Regions from separate parts of the Homo sapiens genome. Here region 1 is linked to region 2. Evidence: read pairs that join two places in POLR2A ChIA-PET (ENCODE). Cell type or tissue: PC-9. All regions are shown on one strand. Each heading gives the region's core, and the rest is flanking DNA. Links, peaks and the distances in the headings are about the cores only.

Region 1 (4,390 bases), core at 107-4,106, 530 kb after region 2:
ACAGACAAATTTCTTTCTTTTTTTTATTTTTTTGAGACAGAGTCTCACTCCGTCCCACAGGCTGGAATGCAACAGTGTGATCTTGGCTCATTACAATCTCCTGGGGTCAAGCAATCCTCCTACTTCAGCCTCCTGGGTAGCTGGGACTACAGGCATGTACCACCACGCTCAGCTAAAATTTTTGTATTTTTTGTAGAGATAGGGTTTCACCATGTTGCCCAGGCTGGACTCAAACTCCTGGGCTCAAGGGATCCATCTGCCTCAGTCTCCCAAAGTGCTGGGACTACAGATATGAGACACTGTGCCCTGCCACAAATTTCTTGGGAAAGAAAAAAACTTACCAGAGTGACTCAAGGAAAACGGAAATAATCATTTATCCTATAATCATAAAGAAATTGAGCCTTTCCAACTTGGGTGCGGTAAAATGGCTCCTGCGAAGAGGGTGGTGAGAAGAAAGGCCGTTCTACCATCAACGAGGTGGTGACCCGAGAATGCACCATCAACAATCCCAAGAGCTTCCTGGAGTGGGCTTCAAGCAGCATGCCCCTCAGGCACTCACAGAGATCCAGAAATTTGCCATGAAAGAGATGGGAACTCCAGATGTGCGCATTGATACCAGGCTCATCAAAGCTGTCTGGGCCAAAGGAATAAAGAATGTCCCATACCTATCCCTGTGCGGTTGTCCAGGAAACAGAATGAGGATGAAGATTCACCAAACAAGCTCTATACTTTGGTTACCCACGTGCCTGTTATCACTTTCAAAAATCTATAGACAGTCAGTGTGGATGAGAAATAACTGCTGACTGTCGAATATGTCAAATAAAGGTATAAAACCACAAAAAAGGGAAAAAAAATAAATTGAATAGGTACTTTTTTCATAAAGAAACTCCAAAACAGGATTCAAAGATCAAATCATTCTGGCCTTACATGAACTTTCTGTAGCACAATCTGTTCTGCTCTAATATGTGTCTGTAAAAGGAATTGTTTCATGTACAATCGTCCATCAACAAAACATGAAAAGCGCAAACCAAAGAAAAAGACTGATACATTTAGCGTCAAAGTTAAGAATTTGTGTTCATCAAAAGAAACAATAGGACTTCCAGTTTCAGCTAATGAGAGCAGAGACTGGAAAGAACTTTGCTCCTACTCTGACTACAAGAAAAAAGCTGAGAGGCTGGGCATGGTGGCTCACGCCTTTAATCCCAGCACTTTGGGAGGCTGAGGCGGGCCGATCACTTGAGGTCAGGAGTTCGAGATAAGTCTGGCCAATATGGCGAAATCCCATCTCTACTAAAAATACAAAAATTAGCCGGGCGTGGTGGCAGGTGCCTGTAATCCCAGCTACTCAGGAGGCTGAGGCAGGAGATTTACTTGAACCCAGGAGGCAGAGACTACACTGAGCTGAGATTGTGCCACTGCACTCCAGCCTGGGCGACTCCATCTCAAAAAAAAAAAAAAAGCTGAGAAGCCAAAAAGTTAAGACTTTTCTTGAGCCCTGAGGTCATGAAGAAAACAATGACCCTGAAAAGTGGAGACAGATGGACAACTGCAGGGAGCAATGGGACCCGAGCACACTTGCTTTACCTGGGACATGGACAAAGTTCGTTAAGAAGATTAAGGTCAATTTTTTTTTTTTTTGAGACGGAGTCTCACTCTGTCACCCAGGCTGGAGTGCAGTGGTGTGATTTCAGCTCACTGGCTCACTGCAACCTCAGCCTCCAAGGTTCAAGTGATTCTCCGGCCTCAGCCTCCTGAGTGGCTGGGATTATAGGCATGCACCACCACGCCCGGTTGTATTTTTAGTAGAGAAGGGGTTTCACCATGTTGGTCAGGTTGGTCTCGAACTCCTGACCTCGTGATGGACCCACCTCGGCTTCCCAAAGTGCTGGGATTACAGACGTGAGCCACCACACCCAGCTGATTAAAGACAATTTTCAAATGAATTTCTAAAAGCTGTGTATGGGTTAGTATGAAAATGTGAAGCCCTGTGAGCTGTAGGCATTGTAAGGTCCACAACACAGGGCAGTTTACTCCTGGGAACCCCGCCAGGTGCTCATAGGAAGCCTTGAAAAAGCAAACCCTTGCGGGTGGGGCTGGCTGGGGAAAGAAAACAGCCGGTGCTGAAACTCCATACCCACCACATTCCCACAGGGCAGGAAAGAAGCCTTTCAGGTGGAGGTCAGTAAAATCTACAGCCTGAGGGCACTGGCGGAAACCTCCCGCAGCCAGGGAAGAGAATAGGAAAGATAAAACAGCTCCTTATTCCTGAAGCAAAGCAGAGCTGTGGGCTAAACCCAGCCCGAACATCTAGGAAGAGGCAGGAATGCCAGTGAAGGCCGCACCCTCAAGCTCAGCTTCCCAGGGCCTGAGTGAGACTTAAACAGAACATCAGGAAATGGTCCCCTCCCCTGTTCCACAAGGCCAGCAAGTGTGAAGTAAAAAATAACAGTGGAGCAGCAGGGCGCAGTGGCTCACGCCTGTAATCCCAGCACTTTGGGAGGTCAAGGTGGGTAGATCACCTGAGGTCAGGTGTTCGAGACCAGCCTGGCCAACACAATGAAACCCTGTCTCTACTAAAAATACAAAAAATTAGCCAGGCTTGGTGGCACATACTGAGTAGTCCCAGCTACCGAGACAGGAGAACCGCTTGAACCCGGGAGGTGGAGGTTGCAGTGGAGCTGAGATTGTGCCACAGCACTCCAGCCTGGGCAACATGGCGAGGATGCATCTCAAATAAAAACAGTGGAATACAGCTGTGGGGAGCTGCAAAAGGCAGACTATTTGAGGAGCAGCAAACAAGGATGGGCTACAGCCAAGCAGGGACCCACAGAGATATTACTGGAGGACTTTGCAGCCCCGGGTGCACCGAAGGTATTCATAGCAACAACAAATTGTGAAGCCCAGCCTAACTCGTGCCTTGATTAACATAAACCTTCGCACTAAAGACACAGCAAAAGAAAAGCCACACAGTAGGCAGCCACTAATCTACTTCTGTCTATGGACTCACCTATTCTAGAGAGTTCATGTAAACGGGATCATACACTACGTGGTCTTCTGTGACTGGCTTCTTTCACTTTGATGTGTTTTCAAGCTTTTCTCTTTCACTTTTGTTTTCCTGGTTCATCCATGCTAGCATGTGTCTGTTCCTTACTCCTTTGTATTGCTAAATGATATTTCACAGTATGGAGCTTCCATTTTTGCTCATCCATTAATCGGCTGATGAACATTTGGGTTGTTTTAACCCTTGGGCTATTATGCATAATGCTGCTATGAACATTTGTGCACAGGTTTTTATGTGGACATGTTTTCAATTTCCCTTGGGTACATACCTAGGATTGGAATTGCTAGGTCATATGGTAACTCTTTATTTAGTATCTGGAGGGACTGCCAAGCTATTTTCCAAAGTGGCTACCCCATTTTAACATGTCAATCAGCAATTTTTTTGTGAATCCAATTTTTCCAGATCCTTGCCAACAGTTATCATCTTTTCCATTATTGCCATTTTAGTAGGCACTAAATAGTATCTCACTGTGGTTTTAATTTTTATTTCCCTAATTACTAATCAAATCCAACACTACATAGAAAGGACATAATGACCAAGTGAGGCTCATCATGGACAGTTCAGTATTTGAAAAATCAATCAATGCAATTCAACACATTAAGAAGCAAAATAAGAAAAACCATATGAGCCGGGCATGGTGGCTCACGCCTGTAATCCCAGCATTTTGGGAGGGTGAGGCGGGCAGATCACGAGGTCAGGAGATCGAGACCATCCTGGCTAACACGGTGAAACCCTGTCTCTACTAAAAATACAAAAAATTAGCCGGGCTTGGTGGCGGGCACCTGTAATCTCAGCTACTTGGGAGGCTGAGGCAGGAGAATGGCATGAACCCAGGCGGAGCTTGCAGTGAGCTGAGATGGCGCCACTGCACTCCAGCCTGGGCAACAGAGCGAGAATCCGTCTCAAAAAAAAAAAAAAAAAAAAAAAACAAGAAAAGAAAAAGAAAAAGAAAAACCATATGATCAGCAGACTCCTCAACTCCATACAAGATTATTTTTATATTTGCAGAAAAATCATCTAACAAATTTTTTTTTTTTTGAGATGGAGACAGTCTCACTCTGTTGCCCAGGCTGGAGTACAGTGGTGCAATCTCGGCTCACCTCAACCTCCGCCTCCCGGGTTCAAGCAATTCTCCTGCCTCAGCTTCCTGAGTGGCTGGGATTACAGGTGCACGCCACCACGCCCAGTTAATTTTTTGTATTTTAGTAGAGACGGGGTTTCACTGTGTTGTGCAGGCTGGTCTCGAACTCCTGACCTCAGGCAATCCACCCGCCTGGACCTTCCAAAGTGTTGGGATTACAGGCGTGAGCCACTGCACCTGGCCCATCT
Region 2 (4,390 bases), core at 270-4,269:
GACTGTGGCTCAGCCCTACCTATACCCGCCCCACCTTTAGTGCTCTGCATTGGTCTATGATAAACACAGGGGATGACTCTTGGCCCTGCTGGGGCCCTGCCCCCTCCATGCACCACTCTCCCTTGTCATCCTCTCACTTCAGCCACGCTGGTCTCCTTTCACTCCTATGAATAAACAAGATCCCTCAACACCTCAGAGATTTTGCACATCTTATTTTCTCTCCTTGAAAATTAATGCACATATTCTGCCCTCCCTCCCCCGATATACATGCCTACCCAGGAACCTGTACATCCTCACCTACATAGGGACACATTCCCCTATGCTAAGCTCCCAGGACACCTTGACCTTCTCCACCAGAGCACTTAAACAGTTTGTAACTACACGTAACTATGCATTATGCAGTTATTTAATTTAGATCTCTCTCTCTCTCACTAGACTATAAGAAGCTCCATGAGGGTGGACACTGAGCTCATTTTATTAGCGTGTTCCCCGGTAGTGACTACTCAACAGATATGTTCTTGAATGAATGGTGGCTTCGGGCTTTCAGAATCTGTTGCATCCATTGCCAAAAACAGGGATAATTCTGCCAGACAGACACGGGGCTCTGCTGAAGGGGCTCCATCCCCCACATTGTGCACCCCCACCCCTGGGTCACCAGTAATTAGATGGGCATTGTCTACATACACTTATGTAAATTTTTGTTTCCTACACTTCCATGGCCAAAATAAATCTTCAGATATTAAAAAGAAATAGCACAAAGTTCAAGACACATTTGGGTAGCAACGCAGCAGAGAAGACTCACGGCAGTGGGTTACTAAGAAACACTAGAAACAAAAAGGAAAACAAATTTCAGCCAAAGGAAGTCCTTGATGAAACAACCCTGGCAAGTGGATACACATACACACACAGACCAAAGCAGTGGCTCTCAGATGAGGGTGCATGAGATCCTGGGTTTGCTGCGGGATGCCACCACAACCAGGGGGTCAACAGCAAGGCAGTGTGAAGATCCTAGAAGGAGGCCCCACTCCCTGCCCCTCCTCTGATCGCCAGGGCCTGCCGTGCATGCTTGGCACACAGGAGACCCGGTGTGCACTGAGTGTGGTGCTCTCCCATTTACCTAACAAACCAACAATCAATGGGCATTTCCTAACTCACTGCGTAGAGTGTTTTAAATGGCTCACAGCTGTGGTTAATTTTTACAAGATGTTCTAACACTTCAGTCTTCTTATGTGATAGGGATGAGAACAAAACCGGTGGGAAGAAACCCCATAATACATTTGGCTCTAAATTCATATCTAGTTATGGGGTTAGAGAGGGTCAATTTCATTCATCCTTTCAAAATAGTGTGCACTGCAAATAGTGTGCACCTCGTTCTAGGTGGTGTGGATAGGCACTGAACAAGACAAAAGGCCTTTTCAAGGAGATAACATTCTGGAAGGAGACTGACCATAAATACTAAAGTAAAAGATAAAACCCATCAGATGACAATACATGGTATGAAGAAAAGTAAAGCAAGAGAGGGTGACAGAGAATGTGTGTGTGTTGGGGGTGGGAGGTGGGAGTCAACATTGAAATAGGGTGTTCAAGGAAAGCCTCCCTGAGAAATTGCCATATGAGCAAAGATCTGAAGAATGTGGAGAACCATGCAGACATCTCCGGAAGGACAGTTCCAGACAGAGGGACCAGCAAGTGCAAAGGGCCTGAGGCTGAAGCATGGCCTGTCTTGGGGCACATGAGGGAACAGTAATAGGAGGTGAGATCATAGAGGTGAGTGAGGGGTTTCATAGTCCAGCACTAAAGACTGTTGGCTTTGATTCTGAGAGCCATGGAATGCAACTGAGGTGATGCATGCCGCACCCTGCCCTGTGGAATGCTGAAGAGGGGCAGGGACATGATCTGGCTGTGTTGAGAATAAACTGAAAAGAAGGCAAGGAGGCAGCTAGGCCAGTGACCGGGCTACTGGGACAATGCAGGTACGAGAGGACAAGGGCTTGGACTAGGTGCAGCAGCACAGGTACTTCCACAGAGTTGTTGGGGTCTTCACAGAGCTTGAAGCGAAGGCCCTGGAGCTAACTCTCACTTCCCTAAGGGCTGATCTTAGTGATCTTAATGCTCTTCTCACTAACCATGTTTTTTGTTTTAATTAGTACTTTTACAAAAGAAAATTTAGTGGGTTTTAACCTGCTACAGAAGTAATAGATGATCAGGCTGGGTGTGTTGGCTCACGCCTGTAATCCCAGGACTTTGGGAGGCTGAGGCGGGTGGATCACCTGAGGTCAGGAGCTCGAGACCAGCCTGGCCAACATGGTGAAACCCTGTTTCAACTAAAAATGCAAAAATTAGCCGGACGTGGTGGTGTGCCTCTGTAATCCCAGCTGCTCAGGAGGCTGAGGTGGAAGAATTGCTTGAACCCCGGAGGCAGAGGCTGCAATGAGCTGAGATTGTGCCACTGCACTCCAGCCTGGGCAACAGAGCGAGACTCCATCAAAAAAAAAAAAAAAAAAAAAAAATAGATGATCATTATAGAGTGCAAAAGGTCAAGCAAACCAAACCTGTGCATCACATTATAAAAGAACTTAACATACAAGTGTTTCTTATACTGTCACCACCATATATTAGCATTTTAAATCCGTGAAAATAAAAGACTTCTTCCCTAGGTGAGGAGAAAGATCATTCTATACACATGACCATGGTAGTTAATGACTCTATGTAACAAAAGGTTTTCCATTGAAGATCTATTGATATACAGCAGGACAAACACCAAACAGAAGTACTGTATTCTTAAAACCAAGCTTAGGTCAGTATGGTCTAACCCTGAAATCTTTCAGCTGTGCCAGTTTGAGATTAATGAAGAAATGTTTGGCCCATCACTCACAAAACCACACTTTTCTGCACAAAGACTTTCTCTTAGAGACACCCATGATGATAACATAATGTAAAGTAAAATTTAGATATGGTGAAATTCTTAAAAAATGAAATAAAGTACCCTTTTTAGTCTCTGCATTGTTGATTAACACGGGGGTTAAAAAAAAAGGTAGGGGAAGCTCAGTGCGCAGAACTGTTGTCATGGAAACCATCCTACTCCAGGGCAGGGGAGCAGCTCTTCATGCTGTCATCAAGCCACCAAGAATCTCATCTGTTTGGGAGACAGAGCCACGTCCTCCCCTAATCAGAACATTGCTGTTTAGTCAAACATGATGACTTGGCCTGGTCTGTAGCTGCAAACAAAATTAAACTGTGATTCTCAACATTTGACTCTTCTGGCTGATATGGCATATTTGTTTAGCTTCTCTCGAACAGAGCTACCAACAGATCAGTCACTCATGGTGACTCGGGGAGCATCAGTTGTCCACCAGAGCAGAGCTTTTCAAACTCCGAGATGCACATGAGCTGCTTGCAAGTCCTGTTAAAAAGCAGATTCTTATATAGATAACTCTTATGACAACATCGCCTGTGCTATAATGTACATCTCTCAACTCTTCTGAGCTATTTTAATTCATCCTAATTCATTTTTATTAACATTTTTCAGACATGTGTTTCTTTCTTAGTTTGCTTCTGAAGTATAAAGATAATAGTGATGAGGTTTTAAAAAAAAAAAATACTGCTTCTCTATGACAAGGACGCCCAGCAAAGGATCACCTGAGCCTGGGAGATGGAGGCTGCAGTGAGCCCTGATTGTGCCACTGCACTCCAGCCTGGGCAACAGAGTGAGACTCTGTCTCAAAAACAAAACAAAACAAAACAAAACAAAACAAAACAAAACAAAAGGATCCCCAGCATATCTGTGAGCGTGACCTACTTTTTTTGTTTCTCTGAAATCCTAAGATGACCAAAAGAAGAAGTGTAGTGAAAAAAGGCTGAATGTAAGTCAGTAAGCAAAAGAGAGGCTGGTCTAACAACCATGATTGTTCTTATACCTTGGGAATCCTGTAAAAGCACAGAGGGAGGGACCTGGCAGAAAGGAAGCCAACAGACAAGAGGCTATAGTGGCAACAACTGCTTGGAGATCTATAAGATAAATCAGGGAGATCACAATCAATTGTTTATAGACTCTGAAAGGACCAACAAGAATTACCATTGAGTTATGTAAAGAAAAAAAAACTATTAGCCAACATCTATTAAGGAGGAAAAACAAAGGTATACACAGCTTGGGGCAAGATTTGAAGAAGCATAACCCCACCTACATACAAAGGCATGTGGCAGAGAGCAGGCCTACTCATTCTGTGTGGCTCCTGTGGCTTGAACCCAAAGGTAAAATAGAAAAGGAGAGGCTAGGCACAGTGGCTGACACCTGTAATCTCAGCACTTTGGAAAGCCGAGGCGGGCGGATGACCTGAGGTCAGGAGTTTGAGACCAGCCTGGCCAACATGGCGAAACCCCGTCTCGACTA

What was found. Peaks named below come from ENCODE experiments on the same cell type or tissue, not always from the same donor. Only the 100,000 strongest peaks of a DNase experiment are listed, where the experiment ranks them.
Region 1: POLR2A ChIA-PET joins it to region 2 with 6 read pairs; 2 of 35 experiments call an interaction of 5 or more read pairs at or near these places.

Annotation. Positions count from the first base shown.
Region 1 is chr7:131,519,714-131,524,103 of GRCh38, forward strand. All of the region lies in intron 1 of PODXL (podocalyxin like), which reads right to left. It also overlaps the pseudogene RPL31P36. Among named protein-coding and RNA genes, the nearest start is that of PODXL, 35 kb to the right of the region's middle. RefSeq lists an enhancer at 3,085-3,184. In PC-9, for the core only: no CTCF peak of the experiment used is centred there; a DNase peak (open chromatin) is centred at 2,238; H3K27ac peaks cover 2,780 bases.
Region 2 is chr7:130,985,486-130,989,875 of GRCh38, forward strand. The region is part of intron 3 of LINC-PINT (long intergenic non-protein coding RNA, p53 induced transcript); the gene reads right to left. Among named protein-coding and RNA genes, the nearest start is that of LINC00513, 74 kb to the left of the region's middle. In PC-9, for the core only: no CTCF peak of the experiment used is centred there; DNase peaks (open chromatin) are centred at 1,776 and 4,146; H3K27ac peaks cover 765 bases.